Linked DNA regions of Homo sapiens: region 2 is linked to region 1. A link is a loop called in an ENCODE intact Hi-C map of the cell type or tissue named here. Cell type or tissue: Caco-2. All regions are shown on one strand. Links, peaks and the distances in the headings refer to the core of each region. The heading gives the core; the rest is flanking DNA.

What was found. Peaks named below come from ENCODE experiments on the same cell type or tissue, not always from the same donor. Only the 100,000 strongest peaks of a DNase experiment are listed, where the experiment ranks them.
Region 2: a loop joins it to region 1, with 2.4 times the contacts of the local background. A loop is called at or near these places in 1 of 110 quality-filtered maps.

The regions. Positions count from the first base shown.
Region 1 is chr12:95,735,473-95,740,472 of GRCh38, reverse strand. NTN4 (netrin 4) reads left to right here. Exons shown (of 10, transcript NM_021229.4): 3 at 2,329-2,607. Among named protein-coding and RNA genes, the nearest start is that of NTN4, 53 kb to the left of the region's middle. In Caco-2, for the core only: no CTCF peak of the experiment used is centred there; a DNase peak (open chromatin) is centred at 2,162; H3K4me3 peaks cover 842 bases.
Region 2 is chr12:95,644,923-95,655,662 of GRCh38, reverse strand. It overlaps the pseudogene PGAM1P5. Among named protein-coding and RNA genes, the nearest start is that of USP44, 99 kb to the right of the region's middle. RefSeq lists a silencer at 1,476-1,770. In Caco-2, for the core only: no CTCF peak of the experiment used is centred there; a DNase peak (open chromatin) is centred at 6,072.

The DNA.
Region 1 (5,000 bases), core at 1-5,000:
TAATATATCTTGTTGGGAGTGTGTATTAAGAGGCAGTTGTAGACAGAGGATCAGTGATGGGCCTATAGATACATTCCCTTCCTTATGGGAACAAAACACAGAAGAGGCTGATACTATCCTGAGGGCTTCTACGTGTTTTCTTACTTCATTTCACTCATGCCATACAGGCTTCTTCTGGGGAAGTTTGAAGAAAAACTGGGTGGGACCCAAAGGGCGACCTGCCAGAAGTTGGAAGCATCTGTACTGGCGGACTCTTTGTTTCCTGACGCAGGGTAGATCCATTCCCAGGGTATCAGATTAAGGCGTCTCCTTTCTGGAAAAAAGATTTCATGGTTTAAATTCCCGTTCACTTTTGTGTCTGTGGCACTCTGCTGTCTCCTTTCCAGCACACAGCCTCAGGGGTCATGATGTCCCTTCCCTACTGATATCCGCGTGCCAACTGTGGTGTCATGCACACCAAGCACAGAGCCGCCATTCAGCTCCCACTGTCTGGGCTCAGGAAGCAGAAGAGCTTCAAAGTTCCTACAGACCTTGACAGAGCTTCCTCTGGCTTTGCCTGTGCGGAACAATTCTGAGGGTGAGGGGGAGATGGAATGGGGTGAGAGAGGGAACTAGGGTAAATGTCAAGGGTAAATACGTGGCAGAGACAGAGAGAGACCAAACAGTTGCCACCGAGGCTCAGGAAAAGGAAGGGTGGGCAGATAACGAGGAGAAGGACACCACAGACTTTTCAGTGGAGCTCTTACTTGGTTAGCACTGGTGTGTCCTTTTCCATGTCCTTGCATTACTGTGGTTGATAAAATAGGAGGTAGCACTTTACTGATATCATTTAGAGCAAGGGTTCTTCCTGTCTAACAGAAATGTCAGTGTTTGGAGGTCACGTTGAGAATCAGTTCCATATAAAGCCCATAATGGATTCAATTTTTAAAAAATGCTTCGAAACAGAAAATCATGTTCTAGCTGTTGTTAAAAGAAAAAGATGTTACTTCTGTACTGACTTTTGAATATATGACATATTGTTTGTTGGAAAATTTTATTTTCTGATAAGCTTCCTTCCACCACTTTGCATGTGGATAAATGGGACAGAATGTGGTTTGAGTTTAAGATACAATGTTGTTTAAGCTTTAAAAGTTCAAAAATAGCTAGAAATACAAATACCGGTTAATCCGTTATTTCTTATTATTGTCATAATACTGGTGTTTAACGTGAAATTCAGTATGCGAATGAATTTAGACCCGACATAAGGAAGTTATTTGGAATTCTCACCTATTACACAAATGCCAAGAACAATGTTAAATTAATTAATTTGTTTACCAAAAATTTATTGAATACTTACTATGTGCCAGCCACTGTCCTGGGATACATACGTGACCGCCTACATGAAGTTTTTGGTCTGGACTGGGAAGATAGTAAATCACTAAACCACTACAAATATAATGTCAGATGGTGATAAGTACTAAGAACAGAAACCAGGCAGAGCCATTATAAGGACCTTGCATCTTGTTCTGAGGAGAATGGGAGGTCTTCAGGTGGGGGTGGTTTAAGCAAGGGAGTGACACGATCCAATCTCTGTTTATAGAGAACCACTCTGGCTACTGGCTAGACCATGAGCTGCAGAGGCCAAATGTCTGCTGAATTATTACCCTCTCCCCCACAGTTATATTTCACTGAGGACAGGTCTGTACCAGTAGACCTTGGACATGTGACACAGTCGATTCTTTCCTTTTCATACTTTTGGTATGAAATTGATCTCTAAGGTGATACTTTTATATCCAAAAAGAGAGAGTTATATTTTTAGGCAAGGTAAATCAGATATCACCTCTCTGCCTACAGTGTCCCAGTGGCTTCCGCTACAGTCAGCATAACTCTACTGTGACTTCCACAGGGCTCCATTCATGTCTATCTCACACCTGCTCTCTGTCCGCCTCTCCAGCCACTCTCTCTTTGTTCACTGGTCTCCAGTCACACTGACTTCGTTGTTCTTCCTTGAGCAAGCCAAGCTTGACTCTGCCTCAAAGCCTTTAAGCTTGCTCTTCCCTCGCCCAGAATGCTCTTCCTGGCAAGATCTTTGTATGGCTGCCTTTATCTCAAGGGTCAGGTCTCTGCTGGTCACTCAATGTATACTTCTGTGTACAAACAGGCAGCACATCTGCTCCTTAGAATAACAGGGCGGCTCTGTCCCAGGTGTGCTCAAGGTCTAAAAACTTCTTGTTATCTTATCGTTCACAGATGACATAAGGCATAAATCAAACAGGGACTACATTAGGCAAACAATTCAGGGTTTGCGCACAGTCCTATAAACGCATGGTATTTTCTTTCTCCTTACAGGTTATTTTCAAAGCTTTGTCACCACCATACGATACAGAGAACCCTTACAGTGCCAAAGTTCAGGAGCAGCTGAAGATCACCAACCTTCGCGTGCAGCTGCTGAAACGACAGTCTTGTCCCTGTCAGAGAAATGACCTGAACGAAGAGCCTCAACATTTTACACACTATGCAATCTATGATTTCATTGTCAAGGGCAGCTGCTTCTGCAATGGCCACGCTGATCAATGCATACCTGTTCATGGCTTCAGACCTGTCAAGGCCCCAGGAACATTCCACATGGTAGGTGAAACAAGTCCTCCCCTAAGAAAAACAAATCATAAGTTACCTTCAGCTTTGGGCATTGGTTGGTATATGCTTAACATAGTGCTGCTGATTTTTTCCTCTGCCCATCACAGCTCCGACTCCATACTCATCCTATAAAGTGCCTGTTAACTTGTCTTTTAATCTTCAGTTTTAGAGTTGTAGTCAAGCCTGATAACCAGATTCCTTGGAAAACACCCATGCCAGTTTTTAGTACTGTGACCTTCAGATATAAAGTGTAAAGTGAGCAGGAGTGAGAGGATGGCATGATTATATTAGTGGTATTATCACACACAAGCCAGCTTTGACAGTAAATGGGGACCATTGTGGAGTAGATTTTAAAGTTGGAAAAATAAGAACCTCGATTTTATGCCTGGTATCTTTGCTGTCCAGCCAGCAGAATGAATAAAAATTCTCCTCCATGAAGAGGACTGACCCCCTCTTCACCTAAGGCAGAGTTAAACTCTCTTTCCTCTAGGTTCACACATCTCCTGGGCTTTCCTCTGAATTTTTACTTCTCTGCATCCCCCAGGAGACCACGAACTCTCTGAGGAACTGTATGATCTTTGTATCCTCAGGACCAAGTGTATTACCTGGGCCAGAAGTAGGTGCTCAGTAGGTGTTTGGTTGAATGATAGCAACATAGGAATAGGGAGATGATGAAAAATTAGTGTCATTGTTTATCTGTCCTTACCTCCCCGACTTCCAGAAAAGATACAGAGTGGCTCAGCAGTAAGCACCTTGTTGGGACACATCCAGAGACTATGGATGGGGATTGGGCAAGGAGAAAATAAGGATGAGCGCTCCAATTATTTGATTTTCTATTTTGCTCTGATACTTCTGAGCAAACCAAAGCAAAATGAATAAAATGGAAAAGGCTGCAGAATATGCTACTGCATTTCCTAAAGGATAGACATCCCTATTCTTTCTTCTTTCTCTCAGCCCTAGTATACGATAGGCCACCAGCAGCCATGATCCAGTTAGCCAGCAGGACAGTTTGTGCTGGCTGGGCTGAGTCGCTGGGGCAGCATCAGGGTAACTAAAATGACTAGGACAGTAGCCAGAAAGTAACCAAAATAGAAACAGTGCTATTACTTGTAGAAGTTAATCCAGGCTCCCAGAGTTGAAGAAAATGCAGCATTCATTCAACAGATACCTGCTAGTTTCTAGACACTGATGGATCTTTGAAATCCTACAGTATTGTTTCAAATAAAGGGTGCTATGATTTAGTGTATCTCAGTTAACTGGGTTCAGGTAGGATTCAATCAGAAAATAACAAATATTTAGAGACATGTCAACCTACCAGACTGTGAACTAGAAAGTTTATGTGAGGTAGAGTGCTCAAAATATTTTGCCATGACATTTTAGTGAATTTGTGAAAGGAGAGCATGCAGATCTTTTGTTTCCTCGACTGTCTCTTATAATCCAAGCCATACAGGACCACCTCAGAGTAGAGTCCTGAGCAAAATGACAGAGGCCCCCATAACATGGCACAGGGTGGACCCTCAATATTTGTGGACTGAAGGACCTATGAGACTACCTGCATGGCTCTGATCAACCACAACAAAGTGCCAGAGTTCTCAAGGGCCTTATAAAAACTTCAGGTGGCCGGGCACAGTGGCTCACACCTGTAATCCCAGCACTTTGGGAGGCCAAGGCGGGTGGATCACCTGAGGTCAGGAGTTCCAGACCAGCCTGGCCAACACAGCAAAACCCCATCTCTACTAAAAATACAAAAATTAGCTGGGCATAGTGGTGGGCGCCTGTATTCCCTGCTGCTCGAGAGGCTGAGGCACAACAATCACTTGAACCTGGGAGGCGGAGGTTGCAGTGAGCCGAGATCGTGCCACTGCACTCTAGCCTGAGTGACAAAGCAAGACTCTGTCTCAAAAAAATAAATAAATAAATAAATAAATAAATAAATAAATAAATAAATAAAAATTTAAAAAAAATCATGAGCAGGCATTTAAAAGTATTACTTTCTTTTTTTAAAGTAAGTCCTCTAAATATAAACTTTCAGAGTTAACAACACTTTCTAAGGCTGAAGATAAAAATTCTAGAAGTTTCTCTTTGTTCTGCCAAATTCAACAATGGATAATTACTCAAAGCTAACAGACACTTTTGAAGAAGTCTTAAAATACAACTATTCTATACAATATACTGCCAGCAAGAAAATTATCAGCCTGTAAAGAGGTTCAGGATAACCAAGTAAAGGAGACTATACAGTAAGTGTTTTTCCATTCCAAAAGGATGTTAGAATGAGACATCTCCATCCTAGAAAACCCTATGGAACGGAAACCTCATTTTCTTACTAATCTCCTGCTGCTTTGAAATTGGAAGCAATTTCCTTTTAAAATAATATTAGTTTGCTG
Region 2 (10,740 bases), core at 3,466-8,465, 88 kb after region 1:
GCTTCCAAAGTGGAAAAAAAAAGGAAAAGGAAAAGAAAGAAACCTTATGTTCCCCATTTTGTAAATGCAAAGAAGAAAATGGAGCTGTCCCCCTCATGACCCCATTCCCATTCCCATCATCCCATCATCCCAACATGCCATCATCCCAACATCCCAACATCCCATCATCCCAACATCCCATCATCCCATCATCCCAACATCCCAACATCCCCACATCCCATCATCCCATCATCCCAACATCCCATTATCCCAACATCCCATCATCCCATCATCCCAACATCCCATCATCCCAACATCCCAACATCCCATCATCCCAACATGCCATCATCCCAACATCCCAACATCCCAACATCCCATCATCCCAACATCCCATCATCCCAACATCCCATCATCCCAATATCCCAACATCCCATCGTCCCATCATCCCAACATCCCATCATCCCATCATCCCATCATCCCAACATCCCCACATCCCATCATCCCAACATCCCAACATCCCATCATCCCAACATCCCATCATCCCATCATCCCAACATCCCAACATCCTCACATCCCATCATCCCATCATCCCAACATTCCATTATCCCAACATCCCATCATCCCATCATCCCAACATCCCATCATCCCAACATCCCATCATCCCAACATCCCATCATCCCAATATCCCAACATCCCATCGTCCCATCATCCCAACATCCCATCATCCCATCATCCCAACATCCCCACATCCCATCATCCCAACATCCCATCATCCCATCATCCCAACATCCCAACATCCTCACATCCCATCATCCCATCATCCCAACATCCCATTATCCCAACATCCCATCATCCCATCATCCCAACATTCCAACATCCCATCATCCCAACATCCCATCATCCCATCATCCCAACATCCCAACATCCCAACATCCCAACATCTCGTCATCCCAACATCCCATCATCCCATCATCCCAACATCCCAACATCCCAACATCCCAACATCTCGTCATCCCAACATCCCATCATCCCATCATCCCATCATCCCATCATCCCAACATCCCATCATCCCATCATCCCCACATCCCATCCTGCCATCCTGCTACATGCACTTTCTCCTCCTTAGCCTCTTTCAAAATAACCATCTTGGTACTAAGGCAACGGAGTCAAATAAGATTTCCATCTATGGCTTCAGTGGAACCTCAACACTTCCTTCGAGAGCTACTGGGAAAGTCTCTGCTCCTGGACCTTTACTCTGTGTGCCGCTGGGCTTTATTAGTCAGCACTGAGTTTCATAATTGCCACATACCTATCCATGTGATTTGCCTGAGGTCAACACAGTCTTACCCTCTTCTTACATCATTTTCCCTGTAGAGGAATCTTACTAATATTTGCTATTTGATGCAATGGAAATTCTCAATAATAGGATAATCTTTTAATAGTGTCCTCTAAATGAGGTCAAATCTGTGGGGATATGACCATGAGCCAAATAGCAGTGTCCATCTGGCTCTGTTAAACAGAGAGCAAGGCCTATTATGGGTAAACATAGTTCTTGGGGACACTTTAGGTTCTTGCAAAACAAATCCTTTTCTAAACGATCGGAGATTTACCAATTCTAAAGGGTGGGAAAAACAACCTTGAAAATGTCTCGTGCTGGCTGTCCCTCTGCCACTCCCCTGGAATGCCTGAGAACAAGAGTGAGCACCGCCTGGCCCGCTGAGTTTTGTGAGAAGTCCCAGGACTGAATCGCTTTTGTGCTCATTGTTTCAATGATAAGCAGTCCCTGAGCCTAACTTTATCAAAGGGCCAAACTCACATCTTATTTCCCACAGTTTGGAAGGAAAACATTTATGAATAACATCAATTTTGCAAGAGAGATTGGTATGATAAAAATGGAATAGAAGCAAAAGGGTATGCCTCAAATGACTGACAGTTTCTTTTTTTAAGTCTCTCAGAAAATGATTTGTCTGAAAATACTTTTTAAAAAATGATTCCCTAGTCCCTGTGTTCCTACACTTTAACCAAAGAAATGTAAACATGTCTCTACTGTTTGAGGATTACTGATTGTGTTTGAAATGTGCATTTTTTTAAATGACAAATTCCCAGATTTATTATCAGTCAGTTTATGTATGTGAATAACTAAAAAAGCAGAATGTTAGTCATGAGAAAGAAAGAAATATGCACTGGGATAATAGATATTTCCAGAATGTGAGATGTATGTTCCATTAAGAGAGGGTTTTGGCCAGGTGCGGTGACTCACGCCTGTAATGCCAGTACTTGGTGAGGCCAAGGTGGGCGGATCACTTGAGCCCAAGAGTTTAAGACCAGCCTCGGCAACATAGGAGGACCTCATCTCTACAAAACCCACAAAAAATTAGCTGGGTGTGGTGGTGCATGCCTGTAATCCCAGCTACCTGGGAGGCTGAGGTGGGAGGATCATTTGAGCCTGGGAGATCAAGGCCATAATTGCAACACTGCACTCCAGCCTGGGCCACAGAGTGAGACCCTGTCTTAAAAAAAAAAAGGAAGAGTGTTTTGGTAAATGCTGAATACGTTTCTAGTTTCTTAGTATGTCACAGGCAGGGAAACATGTTCCAAAGTGTGATCATTAGTAATTAATTTATTATTAAATCCAAGAATATCCAAGATTTACTAGGAATGATTTAATCATAGTGTGCCCATGTGACCAGGGGGGAACAGCAGCCAGACAAGGAACGCTGCTTCCCAAAAAGCAAAACAACCACTGTTAGCAGATTTTCACAGTATCGGTTAACTATTCTGCCCAGAAACTCCCTGGATGCCTCCTCAGCTAGGACACTACCAAAGATTTCAAACTTGGTGAATAAAAAATAATCCCAGCACTTTGGAAGGCCAAGGTGAGAGGATTGCTTGAGCTCAGGAGTTCGAGACCAGCCTGGGTAACATAGTGAGACCACGTCTCTCCAAAAAAATAAAACAATTAGCAGGGCATGGTGGTGTGTGCCTATAGTCCTAGCTATTCAGGAGGCTGAGGTGAGGATCACTTGAGCCCAGGAGGTCGAGGCTGCAGTGAGCCATGATCTTGCCGCCATACTCCAGCCTGGGCAACAGAGCAAGACACTGTCTCAAAAAAGAAAAAATATATCAATGCTAGCAAGCAGCAATTAAGAGTTTACTACATGCAAGGCACTTTTCTTAGTGCTTTACAGGTGTTATCCCCATTTTATGCTCCTAACCACCCCTGAGGTGCATGCTATTATTATTCCCATTTCTCAGAGGAAGAAACAGAGGTGCAGGAGACTGATTAAATTGTTCAAGGACAGTCAGATAATAATTGTGAAGTCTGAATTTGAACCCATGCATTCTAACTCACAGTGTTCATATTTCAGCTCCTAAAAGGGCATTCTTGCATTTAGAAAGGAGTCCATGTGAGATAATGCCAACTGCACCATTTTCCTTCACGCCTGTTTCTTTAGTTGAGGGAAGAGAATTGAAAATCAGCATTTTCTTCCGGTTTTTTTTTTACACACTCCAAATTGTAATGTATTCTATCATACCACTATGTGGCTGTGTCATTTTCTACTCCTTCCTATGGTTACAGCGCCATCAGAGTAATGCTGCCTAATGTCATTTATATTAAGAGGAAATGGAAATGGTAAGAGTCCCTTCTTTTTTTTTTTTTTTTTTTTTTTTTTAATTTTTTCGAGACAAGGTCTCACTCTGTCACACAGGCCGGAGTGTGGTGGCGTGATCACAGCTCACTGCAGCCTCAACCTCCTGGACTCAAGCAATCCCCTTGCCTCAGCCTCTTGAGTAGCCTGTGGTCCCAGCTGGATGCACGCCACCACACCCAGCTGATTGTTTTTTAATTATTTGTAGAGACTGGGTTCTGGCTATGTTGCCCAGGCTGGTCTCGAACTCCTGGGCTTAAGCAATCCTCCCTCCTCAGCCTCCCAAAGTGCTAGGATTACAGGCATCAGCCGCTGCCCAGCAAGAGTCTCTTCTTTACCTTTGCCCTTTTCCTCTTGGTCTGATTTTCTGAGGTCGATTTTGGCAGAAGGTCCACTTTTGCATGTATCAGTAATGATCTTGAATGAGCAACTATGAAATTCAACAGCATTTCAGATCAGTCCTGTCAGCTCTGACCTTTGCTGTATAGAGAAATTCTGCTTGCAAGATGAATGAGAAGGAATTACACCAGAGAGAGACAAGGAAATGGGAAAAAATAGAGAATGTAGGCACTTTGTCAACCAAGGGGAGGGAGATAGGGGCAGGAAACAAAAGATAATGATATAAGAGAATCAAGGAAAGCAACAGCTAGAAAAAGGCAGTTTGCAGGTGGTGGAGGCTGCAGTGAGCTGAGATGACACCACTGCCCTCCAGCCTGGGCAACAGAGCAAAACTCTGTCTCAAATTAAAAAATAAAAATAAAAAAAGGCAGTTTGTTCTAGTAAAAATATGCAGAATATTTCAAGGTAGAATATATTCAGTTAATCAATTCTTCCATTGCTAGACACCATGATTTATGTAAGGTATTTCTGAATATTTATTACAAAAATTTTCCATCTAATTTTCCTGCTGTTAATTGTGTTTGAAGAGCCAGAAAAGCTACAGAAGGTGAAATAATACAGAAACCGTAAACAATGGTAACCAGGAAATTAGGGAAACCCATTACTTTTACCATATACTAAAATTGATTTTTTTTTTTTTAGACCGAGTCTTAATCTGTGGCCCAGGCTGGAGTGCAGTGGCACGATCTCGGCTCACTGCAACCTCCGCCTCCCGGGTTCACGCCATTATCCTGCCTCAGCCTCCCGAGTAGCGGGGACTACAGGCGCCCACCACCACGCCCGGCTAATTTTTTGTATTTTTAGTAGAGACGGGGTTTCACCGTGTTAGCCAGGACGGTCTCGATCTCCTGACCTCGTGATCCGCCCGCCTCGGCCTCCCAAAGTGCTGGGATTACAGGCGTGCGCCACCGCGCCCGGCCCCACAGCTGTTTTTAATGCAGAGACCCAGGCCTCTACCTCAGAGAGTCTTGTTTCCAAAGGTCTAGATGGGGCCCGGGGAGGGAGATTTTCATAAGCACCTGTGGTAACTCAGATAGAGGTGGTCTACAGACAAGACTTTGAGAAGCACTGCTCTGGACACTTTTACAGAATAGACTCGACAAATCCACTTGGATTTGTCGGATATGAATCTACTTGGCCTTTGTCACAAATATTATTTTATGAATAACAGAATCATTAGTCCTGTTATGGTTACCCCAAAACTAAGATGATGGAAAAGGAAAATTGAAAGAACCTCACATAACAGCCCTGTAGAGTCGGTAAGAGAGATTCCTTAAAGTCAGTCAGAAAGGAGATTCCTCTGGCAATTATGTACCCTTACTTCCTAACCTGGCCTTGTATAGACCTGTGAAATACCTAAATTTGTCTTTGCTATCTCTACCCCTCAATCCACTTTGTACAATCTCTCCCCAGCTACCTGTCGACTTCATCCTGCACAGGGTGTACACCAAGATGCTGGACAAAGCTCTCAACTCCCAACTTTCCCTCCAGCCTCAGTCTACTTACTTATCAAGATGTTACTCTTGACCAAGAGATTGATAGGTTCATAATATAAATCATTATAATGCAATACTTTCCCACTTTCCCACTTCCCAATTTTCTCCTAACACAATGCCTTCATGACCCAAAGAAGCCAGGCATGTCTGCAAACTTTTTTTTCTTTCTTTTTTTTTTTTTTTTTGAGATAGTCTCACTCTGTCACCCAGGCTGGAGTGCAGTGGAGCAACCTCAGCCTCAGCTCACTGCAACCTCCACCCCCTGGGTTCAAGCGATTCTCCTGCCTCAGCCTCCCAGGTAGCTGGTATTACAGGCGCCCGCCACCACGCCCGGCTCATTTTTGTATTTTTAGTAGAGATGGAGTTTCACCATGTTGGCCAGGCTGGTCTCCAACTCCTGACCTCAGGTGATCCGCCCGCCTCGGCTTCCCATAGTGCTGGGATTACAGACGTGAGCCACCATGCCCGGCCTGCAGAAAACATTTTAATGGGTGATTCTAATCATAGGTATTTCAGGCACTGGTGGCAGGCCAGTGGTGGGGATATTTTTGGTCAGATGTGCCTTTCAATGCCTCATAAATCAGGCTGCCTAGGCAGCTTTGTAATTTTCCCTTAGGCAGTAGCAGTCCTGCACACACACCCCATTGTAACCCTCAGAGGCTTAAGAATAAGGAGAAAGGTGAACAGGAAGTAACATTGAGAAAGGAAAACATGGAGAGTGGATTCACTTACCCTCTCTCAGAAATGTACATTCAAGCCACAGATAAAATAAGAGAAATCCACACGGACTCCACACTTTTCCTTCCCATTCCTGTGAAAGAGAAATAAAATCCAGGATAGCATTTTTTTGGTTACATATGGGGAGAAAAATCAAGGAGATGTACACAACTCGCATCACAGCAAACAGAATTCCTTAACATCAGAAACACTCTTACATACCAACACTCTCTTACACATGGGGACTTGCTGGGCAGTGACCTTCAGTGACCTAGCTTTTGATACCAACTGAGAATACACAACTGGATATTTTTATCCGCATGTTTTCTGCCTCTCTGATAAATGTTATACTAAACAGTGGGAAGCAAAAATACAGTGAATGCATTTTTTCAGACCATATTTACAAGTACACTTAATTTGCACGCCCCCAAATTTTATAGGTTTCACCAAATGCTTCAAGAGAGAAGATTAAGTTTAGGAACAACCTGCCTCTCCAAGTTTTCACTTGCCCCGAGGTTATTATCCTACCAGAACTGGCTAAGGCTCTTTGAGAAGTAGTGTTTAAAGCCTCATATTGTTCAGGCTTACATCTATAATCCCAGCACTTTGGGAGGCTGAGGCAGGAGGATCCCTTGACCCTAGGAGTTCAAAACTGGCCTGGGTAGCATAGGGAGATCCCACTTAATTAATCAAAAAAATTTAAAAATTAGCCGGGCATGGTGCCACGCACCTATGGTCCCAGCTAGTTGGGAGGTTGAGGTAAGAGGATTGCTTGAGCCCGGAAGATCGTGGCTGCAGTGAACCATTATTACGCCACCTAACTCTAACCTGGGCAACAGAGTGAGCCCCTGCCTCAAAAAATAAAAATAAAATTAAAGTTGACTTTTCGGGATTCAATAGCTTTATGAAATGTCTTTTCCTTTTGTAAACACAAAATAACACACGTGTAAGAACAAAACAACAAATACCTTAAGACATCACGAGTAATTTGTAATCTACAGATCTGTAAATGAATAAATAAATGTATAAACTATCAACTTTTTTTAAGACAGGGTGTCGCTCTATCATCTTGATTGGAATGCCGTGGCAAGATCACAGCTCACTGCAGCCTTGACCCCCGGTGGCTCAAGTGATCCTCCCACCCGAGTAGTTGGGACTACAGGCATTTGCCACCATGCCCGGATAATTTTTTTTTTTTTAAGAAGATATAGGTTCTCCCTATGTTGCCCAAACTTAATCTATAAATTTTTGTGGCAATAAACAGATGCTTCCGCTTTCTAACTCTCCCACTGAATAGATAGTTCATTATGTAAATTCCTTACTGAACTGACATGATTTAAGGAGAGATAGGGTTGGGATCAGCATTTTCAGAGTGTCAAACACCATCACAGTCATCATCTCAAGGAATCCTCAGAACAACTTTGAAGTTGGGATTATTATTTCATTTTACAGATGAAGACCACGAGATTAAGGGGAGTAAAGTAACTTGCCATAGGCCAGACAGCTAGCAAACTAGCAGAGCCAAAACCTATAGGTGTTAAGTTAATGAATAAACCTATAGGTGCTAAATGAGCAAATGAAGATCTACAATCCAACAACACTATATCTGCCTGATTCCACACCCTACGCTCCTGCAACTACATCACACTGCTTTAAAGCTCTGAGCTCCCGAACAGTGTCATTTGTTGGATTGTAGATCTTCATTCGTTACTTTAGCACCTATTTCTTGTCAGCCTCCTGTGCGATAGGACCAGTTCTAGGTTCTGGAGATATAGCAGCGCATGACACAAAATCCCTACTCTGCATTCTACACTCTCCATTCTAGTGGGGGAGGTCCTTCAGAAGATCTCTCTAATAATCCCCGCTCTTTCTCTCCATTGTAGGGCTTCTTTTGGGAGTGCTCAATGCCCTAAATGGATTCAGAGAAGTATTTTGTTTCCATCACTAAAGGGAAAATTCAGAACAAGAGACCTCATCCTCTTGATCGTATTGAATACTGTTTTCCCCCAGGTGACTTGAAAGCAGTCAATGACTAAATTCTCCAGAGTAGAAAGCTGTTATAATTGGACAATGGCCACAAAACAGGAGTTTTTGAGTTACACTTAATGCCCAGGAGGAAGCAGCAGAATTCTTCCTCCCACCACCCATTACCGAGCTGACAAGGTCCTGCTCTGTGCTGCGCTCGTTAATTTTCCTTTTGGCTTTAAAGATTTACAACAGCTCCTGTCGGCCCCCCATGTGAGAGAAAGTCAGGGATCCCTGCCCGCCCAAGCCATGGAGAGCTGGCTGGCTTTGTTCCCCACAAGCCTGCCAGGAGCTCCTCGACTCCCGTCATGGTAGCTTGGGAAGATTCACTTGCCTCTGTGAGAAATAACAGTGACCATAAAAGAAAAAATAAATTCTAGGCATTCTTTCAAGCCTTTGGGAAGTTCCGGCACATTCCAGCTGCGAAAGAATTCAAGTCTCTCCACTCATGTCAAAGCTCCAGCCCCTTGCATGTGTGCTTTGCACATTTAATAGAACCAAGCCTAGTAATTAACTCTATAAATTCTCTCCCTGCCTTATTTGTCATGAACTGCAAGCTGATGCTATAGGGAGGTCAACCTGGGATTTAGTGAGTTATTCTCAGGCTTTGGGCAATGACAGATTTCAAAGGTTTGAAGCTTCTCAACATTAAGCATTGCTATTCCAGAGCAAGGAGCCAATCATCTGTGACCCAGAGATTTTGCTGAATATTTTGTTCCTTAAGCTTCAGAAATTCACATCCAAAACTATTTATGGTTGTTGTAAAGAGAAGTCTTCACTCCTTTATACAGTCCAGACAGCCAGATGTTCTTGTGTCTTTTTCTGGGCCCAGGTGCATCCTCCAAATCACCCGTTTGAGCCTCTCCTGTAAATCTCAAACTCACCTATGATTCCATTTAAGAAGACTCGCTTCCTGCTTACCTCCTAACTTTTCTTTGCCTATTTCTTCCTCTATAAAGGAAGGGAGGGCCAGACGCGTGGCTCACACCTATAATCCCAGCACTTTGGGAGGCTGAGGCAGGAGGCTTGCTTGAGCCCACGAGTTTGAGACCAGCCTAGGCAACAAAGCGAGATCCAATCTCTAAAAAAAAAAATTTAAGGCTGGGCGTGGTGGCTCACGCCTGTAATACCAGCACTTTGGGAGGCCGAGGTGGGCAGATCACCTGAGATCAGGAGTTTGAAACTAGCCTGGCCAACATGGTGAAACCCTGTCTTTACTAAAAATACAAAAATTAGCCAGGCATTGTGGTGGGTGCCTATAATCCCAGCTACTCAAGAGGCTGAGACAGGAGAATTGCTTGAACCTGGGAGGCGGAGTTTGCACTGAGCCGAGATCACGCCATTGCACTCCAGCCTGGGCAACAGAGCAAGACTCTGTCTCAAAAAAAAAAAAAAAAAAAAAAAATTAAAAATTAGCCAGGTGTGGTGGTGCATGTCTACAGTCCCAGCTACTCTGGAGGCTGAGGTAGAAGGATCCCTTGAGCTCAGGAGTCTTTGAGGTTGCAGTGAGTTATGATCATGCCACTGCACTCCAGTCTGGATGACAGAGTGAGACCCTGACTCTAAAATAATAACAACAATAGTGAAGGAAGGGAGAAGACTAAAAAGACTAACAAAAGAAGTTGCTTCAAGTTTTCTTAAGGCAAGAAAAAAAAATCATTAAGAAGTGTTCCTGAGGCCAGGCACAGTGGCTTACGCCTGTAATCCCAACACTTTGGGAGGCTGAGGTGGGTGGATCACTTGAGGTGAGGAGTTTAAGACCAGTCTGGCCAACATGGTGAAACCCCATCTCTACTAAAAATACAAAGATTAGCGGGCCATGGTGGCAGGCACCTGTAATTCCAGCTACTCAGAGGGCTGAGGCAGGGGAATCACTTGAACCTGGGAGGTGAAGGTTGCAGTGAGCTGAGATCATGCCACTGCACTCCAGCCTGGTCAACAGAGCGAGACTCTGTCAAAAAAAAAAAAAAAAAAGGCAGGGCACAGTGGCTCATGCCTATAATCCCAGCACTTTGGGCGCCAAGGCAGGCGGATCATGAGGTCAGGAGATCGAGACCATCCTGGCTAACACAGTGAAACCCCGTCTCTACTAAAAATACAAAAAAATTAGCCAGGCATGGTGGCGGGCACCTGCAGTCCCAGCTACTCAGGAGGCTGAGGCAGGAGAATGGCATGAACCCAGCAGGTGGAGCTTGCAGTGAGCCGAGATCACGCCACTGCACTCCAGCCTGGGTGACAGAGCAAGACTCCGTCTCAAAAAAAAAAAAAAAAAAAAGAAAAAAAATTGTCCCTGAGGCCAGGCGTGGTGGCTCACACCTGTAATCCCAGTACCTTGGGAGGCTGAGGTGGGAGGATCACTTAAAGCCAGGAGTTTGAGACCAGCCTGGGCAATATAGTGAGACTGTCTTTATTTTATTTTTTATTATTTTTTTTTTTGGGAGATGGAGTCTCGCTCTGTTGCCCAGGTTGGAGTG